Linked DNA regions of Homo sapiens: all the other regions are linked to region 1. Evidence: chromatin loops called from intact Hi-C (ENCODE). Cell type or tissue: GM12878. All regions are shown on one strand. Each heading gives the region's core, and the rest is flanking DNA. Links, peaks and the distances in the headings are about the cores only. Region 1 overlaps DOK6 (docking protein 6). Region 2 has its middle 71 kb from the start of LINC01910. Region 3 overlaps RTTN (rotatin).

The links. Peaks named below come from ENCODE experiments on the same cell type or tissue, not always from the same donor. Only the 100,000 strongest peaks of a DNase experiment are listed, where the experiment ranks them.
Region 2: a loop joins it to region 1, with 2.3 times the contacts of the local background. A loop is called at or near these places in 3 of 110 quality-filtered maps.
Region 3: it touches region 1 in a loop (6-fold over the local background); 37 of 110 quality-filtered maps call a loop at or near these places.

Annotation. Positions count from the first base shown.
Region 1 is chr18:69,633,233-69,641,104 of GRCh38, reverse strand. All of the region lies in intron 3 of DOK6 (docking protein 6), which reads right to left. Among named protein-coding and RNA genes, the nearest start is that of DOK6, 240 kb to the right of the region's middle. In GM12878, for the core only: a CTCF peak has its summit at 4,004; no DNase peak of the experiment used is centred there.
Region 2 is chr18:70,451,204-70,459,075 of GRCh38, reverse strand. No RefSeq gene overlaps it. Among named protein-coding and RNA genes, the nearest start is that of LINC01910, 71 kb to the right of the region's middle. In GM12878, for the core only: a CTCF peak has its summit at 4,164 (motif pointing right); a DNase peak (open chromatin) is centred at 4,166.
Region 3 is chr18:70,082,230-70,090,101 of GRCh38, reverse strand. RTTN (rotatin) reads left to right here. Exons shown (of 49, transcript NM_173630.4): 31 at 1,955-2,113; 32 at 3,418-3,489. Among named protein-coding and RNA genes, the nearest start is that of RTTN, 120 kb to the left of the region's middle. In GM12878, for the core only: a CTCF peak has its summit at 3,354 (motif pointing right); a DNase peak (open chromatin) is centred at 3,321.

The sequences.
Region 1 (7,872 bases), core at 1,192-6,191:
AACTGGGACTACAGGCACGTGTCACCACGCTCAGCTAATTTTTTGTATTTTAGTAGAGACGTGGTTTTACTATGTTGGCCAGGATGGTCTCGATCGATCTCCTGATCTCGTGATCCCGCCCACCTCAGCCTCCCAAAGTGCTGGGATTACAGGCGTGAGCCACCATGCCTGGCCTATTTTTTATGACAGTAATCAGAAAGCACGTTTTGAAGCAAGTGGAAGAGCATACTGTTATACTAATTTGTTACTGGGGGATGCTGGCATTGAAGAGTCCACTATTAAGCAATAAATACTCATATCATTTAATGAAAAGCATTCTGAAGAGAGATCAGATTGCTAAATAGTTTTATTTCCTTATATGGTCTTGGAAAAAGGAAATATTTTTTAATGTCTTGCTGGTCATACTAACAAGTAAAGAAGGGATCATGATCGTACAAAAACAGAAGCCCATCTGGATCCAACTGCCCTGTCCCTTACTCTTCTCAGTCCCTGTCTCTCTGTGCCCCCAGGGTTAGATGCTGTTGCTTCTGTCATTCATCACAGGAGTTTAAGCTTCTGCTACAAGCAGGGTAGTTTTTCACTTGTTGCCAGCATGCAAAAAGGGACTAAGACACTTTTCTGAAGATTTGGAAACACAGATTCCTAATGGCTAAGCAAATTACCTAAGGGCATAGAACTGAATGTGGCAAAGGGTACATCTTTCAGGCTTGCAAGCACTTTTTTTATACAATTGTACCTCTCATGAAATAAGAATGAGAGGAATACCACATATCAGGGAAACAGGAAATTTTAAGAGATTTTGAGGACTGTGAGATTCTCTTTGAGATGTATTTTCAGAATGTATTTTGAAAGACAGAATTAACAAAGAGTGAGGAATACCAGATTGAGGCAATATTTTGCACATCATTGTGAATTGCAAAGGGCTAGTAGATCAGCTCAAGTATGCAGGCCATCCTGGGCAGTGTGGAGACATCGCAAGCCTTTGTCTGTTTACTACAACTGTGCTGCAGGTTAACCTGACATTTGTGTATGCAATAAAATGAGCAGAAAGGCTGGAGTCAGGGGAACTGGTTAAAATGGTATCTAAGAAAGGGGACTTAGCTCAAGGTGCTCATGGTTACCTGGGGAAACAGGCAAGTGACCCTCATCATCAATTAATAGGACCCTGATCCAGCTGTAACAATCAGAGGAGGACAAGGGACTTTGGGGAGATAATTCCACTCTTGCTTAGCTTTGGGACAGGAAAGAAATAGGAAAATAATAGGGTAGAGATACTAACTTTGATATTCCTCAGCCAATTAGTAATGCTATGTCTCATGCTCTGTTGACTTTTTCTCTCCTTTCTCTTTCTTTCTGTCTTCCTTTCCCCTTATTTCCTCCCCACTCTTTCTTCTTTCCTTCTTGTATTTATCAGTCACCTCTACACAATTCGATGCCATGCTTTTGTTAGGCCCTAACTAGTATGGAATACAACAATACAGAAGGCATTCATTAGGATCCTGTAACACCTTACAAGAGGGCAGTGTATGAAAAGTATTAAAAGAACCATGAAAAGGCTGCACGAGGACTCAAAGAAGAGTTGACCAGGTTTTCAGAAAGCTATGAAAAGGAAAACTGGGAAAGACTTTATAGAGAAGGCAGGTGAGGACCCAGCTCTGCCAAATCCTCAGGAGCCCTCCCTTCCTCATCGGCCGAGTCCTCCTCTCTACAGAATCCCTCCATGGCCTTATCAAGTGTGGACTCTTGATTTGGATTTTTCAAGCTGCAGAAGGTCCTTCAGTGCTGTAAAAGGTTTTCTCTAAGAGAGCAGAGGATGGGAGGACACTTAGAGATATTTTTTCAAGCTTTGTTTTAAGACAGTGTAGAAGTAGCTCTTAAGAGTCTAGGATTCTGTTTGGATCAGGGATCACTGGAGCGATGGACACTCATAAAAAGCTTTTCCTTGGTTCATCTGTTTTTCCTAACTTCTGCTATTATGCCTCTTTTATTTGCATCTTCTAGACTGCAGGAGAAAGAACACATAATTTGAGATTTAAAGTCTTCAGTTTCTGTCCCAATTCCATTTACCAGCTTTGTGATTTCAGCCTGAATTTCTTCAGCTATAAAAAAAGAAAAAACAAAAAGACCTCCCAGGATTATAAATATCAAATGAGAAAAATGTACTTTTTCAACTGTACAACATCATGTTAATATTGATTACTTTTAATTCCTTTATAAATCCCCACTTCTAACTAGCCATAATTTCTCTTGTGAGGTTATACTGTATGTATATATAAAAACAAGTATATTATATACAGTGTACATTAACATATTTTCTTAAACAGGCATCAAATCCTTTAGAGAATGATTCTGGATCCTTCTTCAAGCTATTCCCATTGAAGAACCGCAAATGAACCAGGAATAAATCATTTAAGGGTTCATATAAGAAGCAGTACCATAAACTAAACTACAAGCACCACAAGCCAATGATTTGATTCAAATTAATCTGTTAAACCAAACTGAAGCCAAATATTCAGTTTCTTTGACTCAAACTTGATCTGGTACAAATTGGAAAATACTAAATACTTCAGCCTGGAAATAAATACATGTGGTTTTCTAATATTACAAAAAAAAAAAGAATAAGTATACCCAAATCAATGTTTGACAAACTTGTTCCTCCAAAAATAAAAATCACCTGATGTGTTTGAAAAGGACACAGATTTATAGGCCTTATCCTCAATCAGAATCAGAAGAGATAGTGGAATCCATATTTTACTTCATAGGCCAGATAATTCTTATAATCAGGCAAGTGTATGGCAAAGTGCTCTACAGGAAGGGTTGGCAAACTGTGGCTCACAGCCTGTGGCCTGTTTCTGTAAATAAAGTTTTATTAGAACACAGTCATACCCATTTGTTACATATTGTCTATCACTGCTTCCGCACTACAACAATGAGGTTGAATGGTTTCAACAGAGACTTTATGACACACATGCTAAAATGTTTACTATCTGACTTACAGAAAAAGTTTGCCAACTTCTGCTCTAAAGAAACATCAAAGGCAATAGGAAGAATATTGATCAGGGAATTAGGAGCTCTGAGTTCTATCAAACAGCAGTGGGCCTAGAGTACGACGCTCAACTTTTTGAAACCAAGGTATGTTATCAATAAATAGTTGAGGACGGGCATAATATAGATCTCCTATCCTTATGAGATCATAGAAATAAGAAGTCATTAAAAAAAAAAACTTAAAAGTTTGCCAACCGAAATGTCAAGGTCCTTTGATTTTTTTGCTCAAAGTATTATTAAAGTGCCAGAATAAATATATAACTCAATGTTAATAAAAGGCTTTGGAAGGCAGCTCTCTACCCCTTTGCTGGTTTAAAAAAAAAGAGAGAGAATATTATAATTTTCTAAGTGGTAGAAGTTGTCTTTTAAAACTTGTATATATGTGGAGAGATTTAAGTAAAATGGTTTTTGGTGATAAAATGTTTGTGACCCAATAGATTAGATATTCTCTAAGGTCCTTTTCAACTCCAAAATTCTTTGAACACTAATGTACCACAGGAATACTTCAAAGTTATTATGATGACTTTTCTTTCTCCCTGAATGATGAGAGAGGGATGAAACATTTGCGGGGGAAGGAGTGGAGATGGTATTTAAAACAAAGATAAAATGGAATTATGTAGGCTTATACATTTGGTAATCACTGAATTAAATAAGGATAAAAGTATCTTTTTATTTCCTTTTACTCTCTTTTTAAGGCCTTTTAATATGTAAATGTGCCTGACAAATTTTCAAAAAAGGGAGACATGTTACATTGCATTTCCTAAACTCACGTGACCGTGAAAATTTATTTTCCTGAACATCTCTTGTGAACTCTTTGTCAATGAAAACACTGCTTTAAATAAGCTTTAAATAATAACGATCAGTGGGTTGTCATTTAGGTAGGTTTATGACAAGTGGAAGACAAGAATAACCTGGTTAAGACAGATCACAGGGTGCACAGAGCGGAGGCCAAGCTTGGGGAGCTCCCTGCTGACTGCTCTGGGTAATGACCCAGGGTCCCAGAGTGAGGAGAGGGGTATGGCGGTGGGGAGATGGTGCTGCCATTCAGAACTAAAACAAAGTTCCTTTAAGGCATCTATGTACACAATCATCCTATAAACACACCATCTACTCCACCAAAGTCAACTCACCTCATTTACTTAGACCCTCACTTCCCAGTCTGCATTTTGCCTTTGCATCCTTTTTTTTGGCCTTTCAGCTGACTTTGAACTTCATTGAACCAGACTTCCTTTGCATAAATGAATGTACTCTACAGTACTGGAACCGAAAATGTGGCTTATAATCATTGTATTTCTGGTAGCCCTGATCATAAGTTTAAGGCAAATACTGACAGTTGCAAGGAGTGATACAGTAACTGCAAGAAGAGCAGCTAGCAGAAGTGAGAGGGAACATAAGCAGATCTTTGAAGACAGCAAACCAATGTTGCCCCAGAAAGCAGAGCCCAAGGCAAACAACTCTGGTCACTAAGACAACTCTTCTTTGCTATTGTCCTCCTGGGACATTCATGAGTGGAGTTAAATGCAGCAAAAATCAACTTTTCGCCAGCATAGACTACCTTGTTAACTATTTGTGAGCCATGCCTGGATGTGCCTGGATGGCTTCCTTTTTCTTCAGTAGTTCACAGGGAATCCTCTATGAGGCCATATACATAGACAGAAGAAAGGTGCCAGGGCATTAATTAAGGACGTGTGACAAGGGGGTCTGTGCCACTTGTCCTCATAATATCTTGTGTCATCTGTACTAGTTAGGGCTTGATCCCGAATATTCCATTATAAAGTGGACTGCTGCTATGTCCACCTCATTTTAAGATTTGGTCAGTTTTTCAACTTACAAAGGGTGGCTTCTGTCACATAAGTACTTGGTACCCCATGGTCCAATAATCAGTCCCCACTAGTGCCAGAATCATGCTACAGACAATTTTACAATGGAGGACAGTTCTCCATAAAAGGCATGAACTCATTCCAAATCTCTAGGTGTCTGCATTACAGAATTCCTATTGGGGCTTGCTGGAGACCTCTACTCACCATTCTTCCATACCGCAGACATCAGCAGCACTATCTCTACTGTGTCACAGACTTCCAGGGACAGAAAGCTTGCAGCAGAGCCAGCACATGCTGAAGAGCCCTTTCTTGCTCTGGACTCCACTGAAAACGGGCAACCTTCTAAGTAAAGCAATAAATGCATTGAAAAAATATTCTGAAATATTATGATATATGTTGTTTCCAAAATCCAAAGAAACCCCCAACATTGCACCTCTTTCTTAGGGTTGGAGATGCTGAGTGTAACACTGAGTCCTCTGTCTGGGTAGGGAAGTCTAGGTATGCGGCTACTGAGGATCCCAACACATCTTCTTCCACCTGCACCACATCTCAGTTAACCACAAGAGGAAGTGTTGGTAATTGTGATGCTACCACATGCCTAGAGTTATCACCATGTGTTTACAACCAGAAATCAGATCCTCGTTGCTGTCACATAGGGGAGTAATCCAACTCCTAAAATCTGTCCTGAGGGTGTGTTGTCTAAAGCCATTCCTGGTTCCATGGAAGCACAAATAGTTAGAAAATGCAAAGCCTGAAGCAAAGGCATAAGTGGTACTACTTTATTAGATAGGACAATTACGGAAGGAGCACTAAGGGACAGGTAAGAAAGGGAAAGCCAATATAATGATGAATTATTACGCTTATACACATCTCAGAGCAAAACATTTCTACGTCCTGCACAGTTGTCTTGTAAAATGCCACAAAACTGTGCCTCAAGCCAATCCATATGAGGAGAAAAAAAGAGAAAAATATCGAATCTCTGGTTTCCACCTCGCATTAGAGAAAGGTTTATACTATGGCTCGTTAACATCCCTACACTTTCTAGTTGTCCATGCATAAGTACCCATCAGGGTCACATGGAATTCTAAGCCCCGGTGTCAACAGGAAAGCCATGGAGCAGAACTAAGAGCCACAGAGTGTGTGCACTGCATGTTTGCACCTGGATTGTGTCAACTGGAGCCCACCTGGGGCTGGCAGATGTGGCAGTAAATAGCATAAGAAACAGGTGTGCCTGGCTGTCTGCGGCAGGAAGAAGTCAGTGAACATGGAGAAAATTAAGAAGGAGATTACTTGGGGAGGAAATTAAGCACATAGGTCGAAAGAGTTTACTGAGAAGGAAAGACATTTTAAGAAAGGGGAAAAAATTACAAAATACCAAGGATGTTTAATTTTACCAGTAATATGGTAAAGGAATCTGCTAATAAAAAAACTCTTACCCTGTCTTGTTTTTGTTCATTGTGCTTATTATTTTCTGAAATTACCTATTTATTTGTTTACTTGTCTGTTGTCTGTCTCCCCATCTAGAAAGTTCTCTCAGGGTCTGGGCTTTATTTCTCTTGTTCATTTCTCTAAGTCCAAGCAAAGAGTCAGCAGCCAATAAATAGTTATTGAATAAATAAATACTATCAAATACATTATTTCTGGTGAATGAAAATTTCCTCCTCTCCTTACACAGTATTCAATTCACAGAAAAGAAATGAGTATTAAAGATCATCTTATCTAATTCACTTGTTTGGCTTGTGAACTGGAAAACTTAAATGACATGCTGAAGTCACAACTTAGATTGTGAAATTACCGGGACTAAAATTCAAGTATCTTGACAACTCTTATTTTTTTAACATGGCAAAAAGCATGATCAGTTTTTAAATGTCTTTGCTGGGGAGTAGGGTTACTTTAAAATGGTGTACAAAAGTACACTAAAGTTTTAAAGTGTTCTAGAACTGTGCAAAGAGAAAATTTCATGTGACCTTCATGATATGTAAGTGAAGAGGTATTATTATTTCCACACTGAGAGATAATCCTAGGTATCTAACTGGCTTACTCAAGACCATACTACCATTGTACTAGACACGGTGCTGAACTCAAGTCAATTAATTTCATTTTCAGAGATTTTATGTTTGGACTAATTTTTTAGAGGAGAGGATATGAAACCATTTTGTACTTTTTTTTTTTTGATTTGGGAGATAACTTTCTTATATTCCTCTAGTTATGATTAGATCAAAGTCACTGCTAAATTAATAGTCTCTTTTCATTTATGTTTTCTTATAAGACTTTCAATATTACTTTTCCATATTTATACTCTCTTGTTCCTCTAAATCCTAAAACCATTGGTGAGCCAGGGAAAGGTCACTTCAAATTCTGTTTCCCTTACTCGGTACTTAGTACAGGACTTTTTTGTTTAGAGTTGAAATATTTGTTAAATGGTCTCACAATCATTTCTTCAACATATACTCCTTATTGTCTCCACTAAGCATATATTTTGCCAGAATTTGAGAGTGAAAAGGGCACCCTGACCATCACTGAGTAATTAGACGTTTTCCTCTCATTCAATAAGTAAACTTCTGTTTCATAAGTTAAAATGTATTTAGATAGGTTCTGCTTTGTGTAAAATAGGCTTTAAAGGAAAACAAAATAGGAAATTTTTGATTAGTTTTACTAAATTTGAAATCCCCCTTCAATAAAAATATGGTAAATAATTTTAAACTACGGCAAAAATAACTTATAAGCTAGACCTTGGTTGCAAGATATGTATACTAAGAAGATACATGGAAACCCATAGGCAGAATATGTTCTGCAGGATAAAACCAGCTACATTTTCAGAAAGCTTAGCTTTCTGGTTAACAGTATAGACTTTGCATAGGCGTTTTGACATTTGAATTCTTGCTCTGTCACTAATGAGATGTATGAGCTTCGACAATTTCTTAAACTATCTTACCATGATTTTCTCATTTGTAAAATCGGTGTGAATACTATTTGCTGCATCTGATTATTGTGAAGAAAAATAAAT
Region 2 (7,872 bases), core at 1,643-6,642, 820 kb before region 1:
ATAATATTGCTCAAAACAGGAAAACAAACAAACAAACTCCTGGCCCTCATGGGGCTTGTATTCCAGGAGTAGAGACAAGCAATAGTAAACATGAGTGAAATATATTAATAAAAATAAGTTAAAAATTTGTTTAAATGCAAAATATGTAATATGTGAGAAGGTGCTAAAAGCAATGAAGAAAAAAATAAAAAACATGGAAAAATAAACTGAAAGCTTTCAGCAGGAAGACCAGGAATTCATTTTGAACATGACACGATTTAGACACGTTAGACGAGTGGAGATCACCCGAGCAGAGATCCTAGTAGGCAGCTGGATAAGCATGTATGAAAATCAAGAGATAGACCTGGACTTAAATTATAAACTTGGGAGTCATTTTCAGAAAGATTATATTTAAATCCGTGAGACTGTATCGCAGCAGCAAGAAGGAGCACAGATTTTAAAAAAGGGAAGCCCAAGGATTGAGCCAAAAGTACTTCAACATTTAGAGGCCAGAGAGATGAAGAAAAAGACAGTACTAGGAAAACCGAAATGTTTCCCAAGGCAGCAGGTAAGTCAGCTGCGCTAATTAACACTGACAAATCAAATCAAATTTTTTTTTTTTTTTTGAGACAGAGTCTCGCTCTGTTGCCCAGACTGGAGTGCAATGGTGCGATCTCGGCTCACTGCAAGCCCCGCCTCCTGGGTTCAAGCAATTCACCCTGCCTCTGCCTCCTGAGTAGCTGGGACTACAGGCGCCCACCACCACACTCGGCTAATTTTTGTATTTTTTTAGTAGAGACGGAGTTTTGGCATGTTGGCCAGGCTAGTCTTGAACCCCTGACCTCGGGTGATCCACCCATCTCAGCCTCCCAAAGTGCTGGGATTACAGGCCTGAGCCACTGCGCCCAGCCTCTCAAATTTGATAAAGAAAGGAAGTTGGCTGGTGGCCTTATCCACACAGAAGTCATTGATGAAAACAATATTCAAGTAGGAATGCAACTCTGACTACCTGTTACACATATGGAGATGGAATCGCATCCAAGCCTCCGTGGTGATTAGGACAGAACAGTGGTTAAGGCAATGGGCTTTGGAGTCAGGCAGCCCTGGGTTCACATCCCAGCAGCCTCCTTCCTTCTGAGTTGCAGGACTCCAGATAAGTCCCGTAAATTCAGTGTAATCTTACTTCTTCCTTTATAAAATGGGGATGTTGTTAACACCACAATTTAATTGGCCTCTAACTATAGGCCAGGTACAGCTCTAAGTGTCTTATTAGGTTATTCAGTGCTCACTAAAGTAGGAATCATTATTTTAGTCATTTGACACAAGAGAACCCAATACCAGAGACATTAGTGACAGAGACAATGACCCTGGTAGTGTGGTCGGCAGCCTCTGAGGTGTCCTCAGGACCCCCGGCATCCCGCTATTGCCTTCTGTTGAATGTGAGCTGGACCTAGTGCCGCACGTTTAACAAATGAAATGTGGTAAAAGTAATGGGATATCACTTTTAAGATTAGGTTACAAAAAGGCTCTAACTTCTACCTTTCTGACGGTCTTTGTTCACCCTCACTCCCTTTCTCACGCACTCTGGGAGAAGCCAGCTACCATGTTGAGAGCTGCTCAGTGGAGCACCCCATGTGACAAGAAACTGATGTCTCTGGCCAACCTGACCTGAGGCCTGCCAACAGCCACTTGAGTGAGTCTCTCAGTGGATTCTCCCCCTGCTGAGCCGTCAGATGAAGCCAGAGCCCAAGCTGACACTTTGACTGCAGCCTTGTGAGACACCCTGAGCCAGAAGAGGACCCAAGGAAACTACACCTGGATTCCTGAGCCACAGGAATCCTCTCTCTCCAAAACAGTATGCTGTTTTGGGCTGTTAAGTTTTGGGGTAATTTGTTACATAGCAACATAACTGATCGAGGTAGTAAACGGCACGCTGAATTAAAATCCAGACATTTTGATGCCAGAACCTGCCTAAAAAGAGAGAAAGGTATAGAGCAGAGTGCTGTTAAGCTCCTTATGTGATTACAGTTTGGTCATTCTCAATGCATCCTCTCCATTGCCTCTTTAAAGTCCCAATTCAAGACAAGACAGTACTTTGGAGTGAAGGGAATCCAAATTACAATTATCTTCAAGATTCTCTTCTCCAGAGTGATCACAGAGGTGGGCAGTAGCCTCCAACCATTGACAAATGTATATGAATAAGCACAGCCCATGTCCCTGATACTGTTATCAGTGGAGGATGTCCAGGTTCTTGGCGTCTTGAACAAAGAATTGGACAAAACGCACAAACAAAGCAAGGAAAGAATGAAGCAACAAAAGCAGAGATCTATTGAACATGAAAGTACACTCCACAGTGCAGGAGTGGGCCCAAGCACAGAGGCTCAAGGGCCCCGTTACAAAATTGTGGGGGGTTTAAATGCCCTCTAGAGGTTTCCACTGGTTACTTGGTGTTCGCCCTATGTAAATGAAGAGGATGAAGTAAAGTAATAAAGTCATTTACTCAGCCTACGCCTTATGTAACTGGATAGAATATTTCCTGTCATAGCTGAAGTGTGAATCGCCCTTATGTTCCCCGCCTCTATACCCTATTTTCCTGCCTCAGATACCTTCCTCTTCTAATTAGTTAAAAATACCTAAATTTATTTTATCAGGCCCCAGGATTTAATACATATGTATATATGTATATGTATACGTAATACATATATACATATGTATATATGTATATGTATACGTAATACATATATACATATGTATATATGTATATGTATACGTAATACATATATACATATGTATTAAATGTGTGTGTGTATATATATATATATATATATATATATATATATATATATACATATACTTTTCAAAAACACTCGTAGAAAGTTCTTTTAAATATAGGATTTAAGTTTTGAAAATAATCAAAGCCCACTAGCACAAATCACACTATGGACTTCCCCAATGTATGAAATTGAATTTTTAAAAAGTCAACAAAATCAGTCCTGTGGGAATATAAGGGAAGGAGCATTCATAAAAATCATGAAGCTATATCAATCAGTGGCATAGGATCAATGTGCTCTGCATGGAGAATAGTTGAGTACAATAGATTGAGTATAATGCAAAGTACTTTTGTGGGCACCACCTGACTTCCTTCTTTCCTCCCAGAAGCTGCCTTGTGAGTCACTGCCCTACTCCCCCAACCCTGGTACTCGCAGTATTTGAGGCTCATAAAGAATGAGGCCCTGAGCCTCTAAACCAATCGCCCTGATTATTTCTACAAGTAAGCATTCATTTAGTGTCCTCCAAAAGTAATATGTAATGTAGTCTGGGCAAAATTGTATTTTAAATGATCTCTGAATGACCTCCTAATCTAAATTATTCAAACAAGGCAAAACCTCGAGGGGCGTGTGGAAAAGTGGTTACAGAAATAGGAGACTATAATGGCAAAAAAGTAAGAAGTTGTCAAGATGCACTTTTAACATTAGTTTAATTACCATACCAAAATATCTAGAGTTATAGCAAAGCTCAAAACCAGATATTCAGCCCATGTGAAATGCATTAATGCTCAGTTTTAGTTCTCTGATTGAAATACGGAGGTTTTAAAAGAAATGTAAAGCCAATGCAGCTCCAATTTGCTCTAAGGTATCCGCAGCTCTCCCATATGGGATTTTCACTCAAGCAACTTAATTTCCAAATAATCTCATCCAGCATTTGAGTAGACTGTATAAGGTGTTGCACACAGTATACGTTTTAGTGGTTAATAAGAAAGCCCTCAGAATTTATTTTCTGAGTACGAATAAAGATAAAGGGAATACTGTACCATTAAGTAACAATAACAGCAATTTAAAATACTTTTGTTTTGAGAAAAGTGTATTTTAGAATTAAATATTCAAGTGTTTAAAATCAAGCAAGTGCGAAGATTTGGCACAGACTTTTGGCAGTGACTTGGTGTTCAGTGTTATTAAAATGCCTTCAATCCTCATATGAACCCCGGTCTGTTCCAAGCCACAGGCTTCATCCCTAAATTTAAAGTGGAAAGAATGGATCTTAGGCTGGACTAAATGTTAGAGTAAGAGAGAAAAGTAATTAAACTAACAACATGAAAAATAGAAGAAAATATTGTGTATAAATCAAATTAAACTTGTCCTTGAAACGTTTCAGCTACTTAGAATTAGGAAATGCATAGAATCGCCACAAGGGGGTGCTACTGATAAACCAACAACAGCCCTTCCTTGGCCATTCTCATGACTAAATAGTCCTCAAACCTCCAGCCTAGTGCACTATCAAAACCAAGTCAGACAATTCACAGCAGGAGAGGAGAGATTTTAAAACAGAAATGTGTTCAAGAACATAGATCCACAAAACAGAGCTTCAAACAAAAACAAGTTATCAAAGGGCAAACAGAAGAGAATACCAGGCCTTTTCCCTTATCCCTCATCACAGATTTAGTTATTTTAAAAAGCAATCTTTGCTGCTTTTCAAGAGAGCATTAAACTTGAAGTATATTTACTCTTCATTCTCTTTGAGGAACAATCCACTTAAAAACAACTCCGAAGCGGAATATCCCGGGGGAGTCCTTCCTGCGGACCCCCACCACCAACCCAGCCAGCCTCCAATTACATGACCCATCATTTTCATCTAAAAGTGCTGTCTTTTAACATTGCATCCTCAAGGGCTACGTAAAAAAAACCATAAGCAAACAAACAAAAGTCCTTACTCCTGAATGTTTAAAATGCAAATCGAGTTTTGAAATTCTAAGTCTTTGTTGTGCTCAGAATTACTGCCACTTTTTTTAACTTCCCTCAAGTGAAGTCACCAAAGAAAGAATGACTGAAACTTTAGTACTAAAAGTTATTCACAGTTTTATTATTGAGTTTAAAAAGCTTTTCCGGTGAATGGCAATACAAAAACAAAGGTTCTCTCACAGCACTGGGTTTTTGTCTTTTCAATGAAAGCATATTCAATTAGTAAGACCCACAATACCTTAAGATTCAATTATTTTTCAATAATTGTTTTTCATAATGAATCACAAAAGTTGTTTTCTTCCATCTTGCTAGCCTAACCTGCTATGCCCAAACCAACTACAATTTAGCTATTTGGGGTACTTCATTTCTTTTCTTGCTGCTCTGAACTTTAATGGACAAAATGTTAATTAAATAAGAATAAAGCAAAATGCATGACAGGGCCTAGCATGTAGTGGAAGCTAAATAATTATTAGTTCCTTCCCGGTACTCCCAATAGGCATCCTTTTTTGTGTGGAGGAATACATTTTCTTTTGCCTACACATAAGAATGGCTTTATCCATAGATGATGTTACCTAACTGTCTACTTGCTGTGATGGAGAATTCTGGAAGGTTCTCCCATCCGAGGATGCCTTATCGCACTGAGGGACTGCCGATGATGGATAAAGCATGGTTCTTAACTACAACAGCTTAAATAAATCCTGAGCCTGTCAAACACTGAGTCTACGCATAGAGAGTATGTGATCAAATAGGAAACTTAATGGCACAAAGTGATTGCACAACAGCACAGTGTGGAAAGGATGTGGACTTGATAGCGAGACTGATGTAAATTGAGTAACACCCTCCAGAAAGATACGTTCAAGTCCTAACTTCCATGGCTTGTGAGTGTGACATTACTTGGAAATAGGGTCTTTGCAGATGTAATTAAGGATCTCGAGGATGAGATCACTCTGTTTAGAGTGGGCCCTAAATGCATTCCTTATAAACGAAAAGGAGAGGGAGTTTAGGCACAGATCGTCACAGAGGGAGACCTCTGTGAACACAGACACAGAGATGGGTGTGAATCAGCTACAAGGCCAGGAATGCTGAGGCTTGCTGGCAGCCACCAGAAGCTGTTCCAAGAGGGAGAAGCGTGGAACAGATTCTCTCGCTGAGCCACCAGATGGAACCAACCCTGCCAACACCTTGATTTCAGACTTCTGGCCTCCAGCACCGTGAGATGATAAATCTGCTGTATGAAGCCACCTGGATTGTAGTGATTTGTTACCACAGCCTAAGGACACTAACACAAGTGACCTGGGTTCAAATCAATGCTTCCCCAGCCTGTGGCCCAGGGCATCGAACTTTAAATGTCCTCCTCTGTAAACTAGAGTTCCTATTAGCTACCTCGCAGAGAAATCAAAAAAACAGTCAAGACTGCTGTGATCCCCTCCACACCCCTTACAGCCTCTTTGACCAATGGCATGAGACTTAACATCTTGTGTCTCAGTTTCCTCATCCATAAAATGGAGGTGAAAATAGCAGCTACCTCGTAGGCTGGCGTGAGAAGTACCGGAGATGCTGCCCAGAGACCACAGGGGCGGGGCACATGAGGCCCTCGGCCCATGCAAGCTGCCTGTGCTGACCTGTTGTCATGGTGACCACCGTGGGAACTGAGCTGACCGGAAGACCAGTAAGGTTTGGGATGAGCAGGAAGCTTCCGTAGGAGAAAAAACCTGAAGTGGACGTTGAAGCAATGGTTCCATTTGGATGGGTCACAGAGAGGGATCGGCATCTGGGGCGGGGTTGGCTCAGGAACCTAAGAAAGGAGTGGGAGACGCTGTGTGCATGCATGCGCGGACCTCTCCACCTAAGCAAAGGCCCTGGAGAGCCTGGTGAGCTGAATTAAGAAGAAGGCTGGACAGCTGGGCTGAAGTTAAATTCACTAGAAACTCCACAGCGAGTTTAGACATGGGATATGGTTTGGCTGTGTCCCCACCAAAATCACACCTTGAATTGTAATCCCCGTAATCCCCAAGTGTCACAAGAGGGACCCTGTGGGAGGTAATTGAATCATGGGGGTGGTTTCCCCTAAGCTGTTTTCATGATAGTGAGTGAGATCTGATGGTTTTATAAGCACCTGGCATTTCCCCTGCTGGCACTCATCCTCTCTCCTGCAGCCCTGTGAACAGGTGCCTTCTGCCATGATTGTAAGTTTCCTGAGGTCTCCCCAGCCCCGCGGAATTTGAGTCAATTAAACCTCTTTTCTTTATAAATTACCCAGTCTCAGGTATTTCTTCCTAGCAGCATGAGAACGGACTAATACAACGTGATACAATGGAAAACGAGAAGACATTAAAATCGTTGAGTAAGGGAATAATTCACAAAACAAGGATGCTTAGGAAGGATGAACCCAGCAGGAAGGAGTAAAGCTGTGCTCCTCAAACCTTCCGTCGTGAAGGGCGAGTTTTCTTCCAATCCATCACTGACCAGTGCTGCTGTAATAGATGGTAGAAATAAATTTCTAGAACACGAAGTGGAAACAAGACCAACTACAAAAATACAAGCCAAAATTTGTATTCTTAGATCCAAACATACATAACATTGCTCTAATTGTCATAAACATTTTTGAACTCTTATCCCAATTTCTGCCTGATCATCACAGACCCACGAGGAGCCACTGGTCAGAAGACAATCCGTGGCAGAGGGCTTCTGAAGAGGAGAGGGCGAGCCTAGCAGGGAGGGCAGAGGAGGAGAGGAGCAGAAAAGGTGCCCAGGAGGCCACCGCCATCTTCAGGGAAGCAGAAGACAAAGGTGGTGAAATGCAGATGGCGGAGAGAGTCACACGTAAGGTATTTTGAAATGTAAATTGATGGTGAGGACAATGAGCTATAGCTAAATAAGGAGCAGCTGACCCCAAATAAAATGTGACGTTAATAAAATGGCGTTGTTTATAGAAATGGGAGGAACAGGAGAAAGGTGCCCCAAATGGAAGAAATAACCGCATACTTAGAGTGAATGCACCTGAAATACTGTATCTTCTGGACTTCGGGGTCTTACAACATCGGGTTGCATTTCCACCCCCGCCCCACAATTGATAGAGAACAAGACGTTACTTTGCTAAGTACTGCCTTTGTGACTAGAATTACAGACTGAAAATATCAACACTACTAAATTACAG
Region 3 (7,872 bases), core at 1,062-6,061, 450 kb before region 1:
GATATAATCCCATCTCTATTCCTGGCTTCTGCTGAGATGTCTGATTAAGTCCATGAATTGCACCCGTGATCTTTTTCTTAAATGGGTATTCAGCCACACCCTCCATGTTCTCTTTAGAACAAGCTTTCTCATTTTTTTTGCACAGATAGGCTGAGAATTTTTCAAATCTTGTTCTTGTTTCTTTTTGCTTACCCATTCTTAATTCCTTCTTTAATTCATCTCTCTCCCTTTGCATTTTGCTATAAGCAATCAGGAGGAACCAAGCCAATTTTTCAACACTTTGCTTAGAAATCTTCTCAGCTAAATATCCAATTTCATTGCTCACAAGTTCTGCCTTTCACAAAACACTAGAACATGACCACAGCTTAACCAGTTTTCTTGCTACTTTATAACAAGGATTGCCTTTCCTCAAATAACCTTTTTTAAATAACACTTTCCTCATTTTTGTCTGAGATCTCATGAGAATTACCCATGTCTACGTTTCTGGCATCCACCTCAAAACTCTTCTAGCCTGTAACCCATTACCCAGTGCCAAAGTCACTTTCATGTGTTTAGGCATTTGTTTCAGCAGCATCCCCACTCCTTGGTACAAAAATCTGTATTAGTGTGCTCAGGCTTCCATAACAAAATACCATTGTCTGGGTGGCTTAAAAACAGAAATTTATTTCTTACAGTTATAGAGGCTGCAAGTCCAAGATCAGAGTGTCAACATGGTTGGTTTCTGGTAGGGCACTCTTCCTGATTTACAGAGGGCCACCTTCTCACTGTGTGCTCATATGACCTCTCCTTGGAGCACGCACATGGAGAAAGATTTCTCTCCTTCCTGAGGCCACCATTCCTAGTGCAGTAGGGTCCCACCCTTATAACCTCATTTAACTGTAATCACCTAATAGCTCTGTCTCCAAATACAGGTTGGGGATTAGGGCTTCAACATACGAGTCTTGAGGAGACACAGTTCAGTACACAGCACCCTCATTTTCAATCAAATTTGTTCGAGTATAGATTGAAAATATAAAAGAGAAAAGGTTATAGTATCTATTACCTTCAGAAGAGTGGAAAATTATTGGAGAAGCTTAGCAATTTTGAAAAAAATAAAAAGGATCTGGAAATTATAGACATGCAACACTTAAGTGTCATATAATGAAATTAAATTAAATGCAAAAAATTGCATTTGCATTACAATACAAAATTTTGTATTATTTCTTTCCAGTTTTAGCCAGTTTACTTTTTTCAAGTAAAATATGCTATTACAATAAAATCTTATTTATAGAAATATTTGAAATACATTTTTTAGTCACATTGAACTTGGACTTACTACTTGACAATTTTATGACTGCATTTTTAAAAAATTCTATAGCTGTCATTGAAACTATATTTTTGGATTCGAATTCAGAAATTTACCAAAACGTGTGGCTTGAACAGCAGTGGTTCTACAGCAAGCATATTATACCACATCAATCTTATTTGGGAACGTTTTTCTCTTGAATAACTTTTGAGGAAAATACGAAATGCCTTGTAAAATGATAATTGCCTCTTTGTTTAGAAGTTTTAAGAAAGTTAAAATCATTTATTTGGAAGAAACAATAAAAAATTAAGAAAGGTAGAACAAAGAATAGCTACCTTTTTTAAGAATGAAGAATTGAAATTGTGTTCATAAAATGTAAGTGCCCTATGCTTTCCTTAGAAAAAGGCTTGCAAACTATAATTTTTATGCATCTTTTTATACCCAGTTTTACTTTGCTTTGAAATTTGCTTATATTTAATTTTTCCTATATTACTGCTTTCTTGAATCATGGAATGGAGGACACTGTCTTCTATAGGTGTCTCTTATAATTTAGGATCATAAAACCAATGGATTTTTTTAAAGTGTGATATTTATGTACCAGAAAAACTAAGAATTCATGTTAGGAAAAAGGCTTATTTGATTCAACAACTTTCTCTTTAATTTGAACAGGTGAGATTCACTTCACTGGGATTAGGATCAGCACTGACCACCCTTGAAACGGGCTGTGTGGCCTTAGCAAACAGTTGTCAGAACATTTCCGGTGGGCTCTGGGGAACTGTGGTGAACATTCTTCTGGACCAGTCAGAATGTAGTATGGTGCGCCGGGAGGTATGTCTGTCTTTTCTCCTTTTTTTCCTTAGAAATTCTTTGTGATGGTATCCGTAAGCGATACTTGACTGCCGCTCAACATGGTGGACTGACCACTGACCATGATCTCTTCTGTCTGTGAACACCCAAACAAAATGACAGTAGAGGATTTAAAAGGTATTCATGCACAGGAAAAACTGGAGTCCTTCCTTCCGATAAGATAAAATCGGAATATACTATATTTTAATGTGAACTTTTTTTATTATGCATTGAAAGGTAGTTCACAGGAAAAATTACTTTTATATTATCTCAGCATTTATGGGTCTCTGATATTTATGAAGCTTTAGTATAGATAAGAGGCTGTCAAAATAACTCTTTGTAGTATTTATCATATAACATGAGAGGGAAAAATAAACCCTATTTTAATTCTTTCTGAATAGCTTGTGGTTTTTTTTTATTGCTGCTTTTGTTAAAGTAATGATTCATGTAAATGGTTTTAAAACAATAATCAAATTGTACTTAGAGGCTTATGAAAAAAAACAGCAGCTCCTGGGTCCACCATTAGCAGTCGCCAGTTCCAAGCTCAAAAGGCTAGTTTTGTTGCTGTTTGCCTTCATGTTTTTAAGTAGTGATGTTTATATTTATGGCTGCTTCTTGATTTATCAACTTTAAAGCTTTTCCATCACTTCTAGTTATCATGGTTGGAAATGTCAGTTTCTTAGAATCCTCTTGTTAATCCTGTCATTCTCCCATTATGGTTATTTCATCTTTCATTAAGCAGACAATCAATGCTCCTATTTGTATGATTATTTAATTTGATCATCTTCAGGATCTAGTCAAGTTGGACATTTGTGGTTTGTATTTCTAGTTAGCAAGTTTTTATTGAAAGGAGTCTGTATAAGAGAAGGGAGAAAGCGGGGCAGAGGGGTGCGTGTGTTTGTGTGTGTGTGTGTGTGTAATCTGAAAGGGGATAGTAGAAACCTAAAATTATATTTCTTAAATGCTACCAGAAGAATTTATGTTATACAAATCATTTTTTAATAAAGCTGAATTCTGAAATAGGAAAAGATATATTTCCTGATGAAATAATTTCATATGCTGTTAGGTCATTACCTAACAAGGTCATTACCTAAGAAGGTCATCACCTAACAAGAAATACAGTTTGACAATTCTCATAATGACCTCTCAGCATGTGCAGTTGACCAGAGATGTCTTTTGCTATTAATTACAATATATTGGTTATTTCAGAGATGACCACAAGATGGCAGTATTGACCTTTTTTTTTTTTTTTTTTTTTTTTTTTTTTTTTTTTTTTACATTTTCAGGCGGCATTTATTCTTCAGAATCTCCTTGTAATTCCAATGCCTACAGAAATTATAAAGGATTATACTTGGCAGGTGGGTGATTTTAAACAATTATCAACCTAGTAGATGTTTCAAATTAATTGGTGATAAATTTTCAGTATAAGTAGTATATTTCATTATTGATGAAACTATATACAAGACAGCAAGGGCCTCTTAAAATAGAACGTAGAATTTGTTCTTATGCCGACCAGACTTAAAAATTCTTCTCTATAGTGTTCACAATAATTTAAAGCAAATAATAATAGTTAACATATGTTTACTATGTTTTAGGCACCCTTCTAGAAATGTAAGACATAGTAACTTGTATAATTGTTTGAGTTGTGAACTGTTACTATCCTTATTTTCTAAGCTTAGGAACTTTTGCATAGAGAGTTTAAATAGTTTGTCCTAAATCACACAGCTAGTCAGTGGTACGCCTTTGCTTTGAGTCTAGGCAGTCTCTTACCCACTTTGCTGTATTACTTCTCTAATTTAGTAATAATAAACAAATTTGTAGATAGTTAAATATGTGTTGATGTTAACATCTTTTTTTCCTTTTCTAGGTTAGTGCACAGTGCGGGTTATAGTGTATCTTGCTTTGTTTTCTGTTGGGTTAACTTTCTTTTTCATGTTCTGAATATCACATCAGTAAATGGTTACCTAACATTTTTATAGCTTACATTAAAAAAATTCTAGCTTCATGGGATATATGTACATGTTTGTTACATAAGTATATTGCGTAATGGTGGTGGGGATTGGGGTTCTCGTGTACTCATTACCCAAATATTGAACATTGTACCCAGTTAGGTAATTTATAACCTCAGCCGCCTCCCCCACTCCCTCCTTGGGAGTCTCAGTGTCTGTTATGTCTGTCTTTATGTCCATGTGTATTCATTGGTTAGCTCCCACTTATACGTGAGAACACGCAATATTTGATTTTCTATTTTTGAGTTAGTTCACTTAGATAATGGCCTCCACCTCCATCCATGTTGCTGCAGTTTTAGGTAATTTGGAAGATACAAAAGTACACTTATTGGGGATATAAGATGTGCTGTTTCTGTCCTTTTACCTATCCATATATTTTCACCTTATAGGGATATATTTATCATATTGCTACACCTCACTCCTCAAAATCCTGTATAAATCTAAGGTTTATTTTTAAGTTTTAATTAGACTATACTCTTAGAGGAGTTAGTGAAACAAGCTGAACCGTAGCAAGGGCAAGTTTCCGCACATGACCCGAAGCATGAATCCAGGTGGTTGTCAAGGCCCAGGTAGCATTTAACTCTTGGAAGGCTTACCTCTCCAAACTTTACAAACCCAGGGTAACCCTACCAGTCATTGTAAATCCCAGGCTTGTAATTTGCTCGTAATTTCTTTAACATTGCCTTCTGATAATGGCTGCTTATCTACTTTCCATGTTGTAATAAAACCAGGAGACAAAACTGGAGGGAATATGCAGGATTAATAGTTATATTAATAGTGTAGTAGTTTTGGTACCTGTTATCCGGAGACTACATTTTAAAACATGTTGTTTTTGGCTCAAATACAAATAATCTCTACTCCCATTGTTAAACTAGTGACCCATGTACATGGATATACTTGGTGATGTACTACCAATGAATTTTTAATTATTGAAATAAGTATAAAGGCAGAGTATATTAAAGTTCCTGGGACATTATGTTGTAATACAGAACCGTATGTAGCTGTTCATATTTTTCTCTTAGAAATTAAATAGTAAAGTTCCTGTTTGTTGCTGGTGGCATGCTTACTGCAGTTTATTGGTTTTGTTATTCTCCAGTCTTCATCATGGAAATCCTTTTCTACTAAAAAGTGGAAAATAGTGATTTAAGTTAGCTTTTGGAGTTTTGGCCTTGCTAAGTTGGCCAAAATAAAAAAAGTTGGAGAGCCACTGCTGTCCCAAACAATAGTTGATTACAACTTTTGCTAGTCTTAGGAAAAATTAGATAAATAAGGACAATCTTGTATGCTTTTTAATAAACTCAGATTTTCTTCCTCTCTTTTCAGTCTTTTTTTTTTTTTGGTTATTTTTGTTTGTGTAAGTGTCCTTCCTTGGCAGTGAAAATAGTTAACTCAGTATATCTGTCATCCAATTTTAAGAAAGTTTAGTGGGGTCTGAAATTCCAAAGTAGAAACAGCTTCTGCAAGAAGGAAACAAGATGGTTGTCTCTGGGTGCAGCTAGTGGGGCACATGGTCCTTTGCAACCATGAAAAAGGGGCCACATAGCCAGTATTTTAAAATTCAAACAGTCTTTGGTAGAATTATGAATAATAATCTTATTCAACAAAATGTTTCATTTACTTATTTTAGTGTCCCTTTCATAGTGTTGTGGAGGATATAGCATGAAACAGCATGTTTAGGAGCTTTGTTAAAATTTTATTTTGGTTGAGGTAAATATTTGATTTTTTTTTTTTAACAAAGAGAATTGCTTCTATTGCTTTGCACTTTGTTTTCCTGCCTGCAGTCTAAATTAATGCCCGCTAGTGCTCTTGTTTCATAGGCTTTCTGAAGCATTCTCTTTATAATTACTACTCCTTTTCCTCTCCTTCCTCTGCACAGTAGCATAAATTCCTACTTCATGTCATGACATAGAATTGTTGTACTTGTGAATAGTAATAATATGCATATATGAATTATGAATAATATTATAGCTGAGTTTCCCTTTTATTGTTAGATGCCAGAAAGTAGAGCCCTTTTATCAATTGTGACTTTTTCTGTATGTACTTAAAAAAAAAAAAAGATGGGGTCTCACTGTGTTGTCCAGGCTGGCCTTGAGTTCCTGGGCTCAAGTGATACGCTTGCCTCAGCCTCCTGAGTAGCTGGGACCCCAGGCACATGCTGCCACACCCAGCTTACCTTCTAAGCTTTATTCATGGTTGCACTTTTTCCATATCTCTGGCTTTTTTCTTTCTTTTATTCCTGATATGCATTTACTATCATGTTACAATTTACCTTTCCTTGTAATGGGCCTTAAATCTTTTCTCGGACAAGATAGGAAGTAAATAATTTAAAACAATTTATTTTTTTAAAGTATTAAATAATTTTACCAACCACTGCAATTCCCATTTTAATCTTCCTTTTAAAGACACTAACATTTAATGTCTTACCACTAAATTAGGTTATTTTCCATATTTGCATTATTTCTTACCATTTAACTTAATCTTCCTGTGTAGAATGTTTGTTTCTGACAGGACTACATTTTTTATATTTTAAAAAATGTTTCTCCCAACCCCTACCACAGAGAAAGTAAGTGCTCCATCTGTCTTGACTGATTCATTAAAATGTGCAAAACATTTGAGTTATCCTTTTGGTCTTAATATCATAAGTAAATACAGTTAGAAATAAAGCCTTAATTTTCATAGCATAAGTCCCCTTTTATTTTTCTGTGGATGCAGAAGCATACTGGAAGTGGGGTGGTCACCAAGAGGAGGAGCAGATGAAGTATCTCGGCCTGTCTTCCCTTGACATCTAGCACTCCTACCAGGGGCCTTGATACCAGGCCCCTGCTGGATATGAGAACCCAGTTCCTGCTGTGTCAGTCTTTGGTGTGTCACAGCTCTTTTATATTCAGGACACTAACTTTTCAGAGGGATATTTACAAACATTGGTCTTGTTCTTGAGTCAAACTCAGCCTCATTCAAAGCTACATCCCAGCTGGGTGTGGTGGCTCATGCCTGTAATCCCAACACTTGGGGAGGCTGAGGTGAGAGGATCACTTGAGCCCAGGAGTTTGAGACTAGCCTGGGCAACATAGTGAGACCCCATCTCTAAAAAAAATTTTAAAAATTGGCCTGGAATGGTGGCATGCACCTGTAGTCCCTAGCTACTCAGGAGACTGAGGCAGGAGGATTGCTTGAGCCCAGGAGTTTGAGGCCACAGTAAGCTATGATTGTGTCACTGTGCTGCAGCCTGGGTGACAGAACAAAACCCTGTCTCTAAAAACAAAAACCCTGCATACTACATTCTCTGCCAAGAAGAGAAAACAGAGCCAATATTCAGTTGACACGAAACTGTATTGTGGCTCCCAACTGTCCAGTGTTTTTCAGACCAGTTTCCCACAGTCTGACTAGGAGTTAAGACTCCTGAATGTGGATGGTTTCATAACTGGGTTTAGTTTGAAGACTAGTGTCAGAAATCCGTATCCCTGAAACTTTAACAACCAATTTTAGAGTTGATTATAACAAGAAATCTATTGATTAGAGATGGATTATTGATGTAATTTTCTCAGTTCATTTCTGTAAACATTTGTTGAGTGTCTAAATATTGGAGATTCACAGATAATCCAATTTAGTATTCTTGGGCTTATGGCCTACAGGGGATGACATGTACCCAGGAAACATTGTTATAATCATGTTATGTATGATGATGGTAGCTTATGCATAATTTTAATAATATTTCAGTTCTTTCCACTTGAA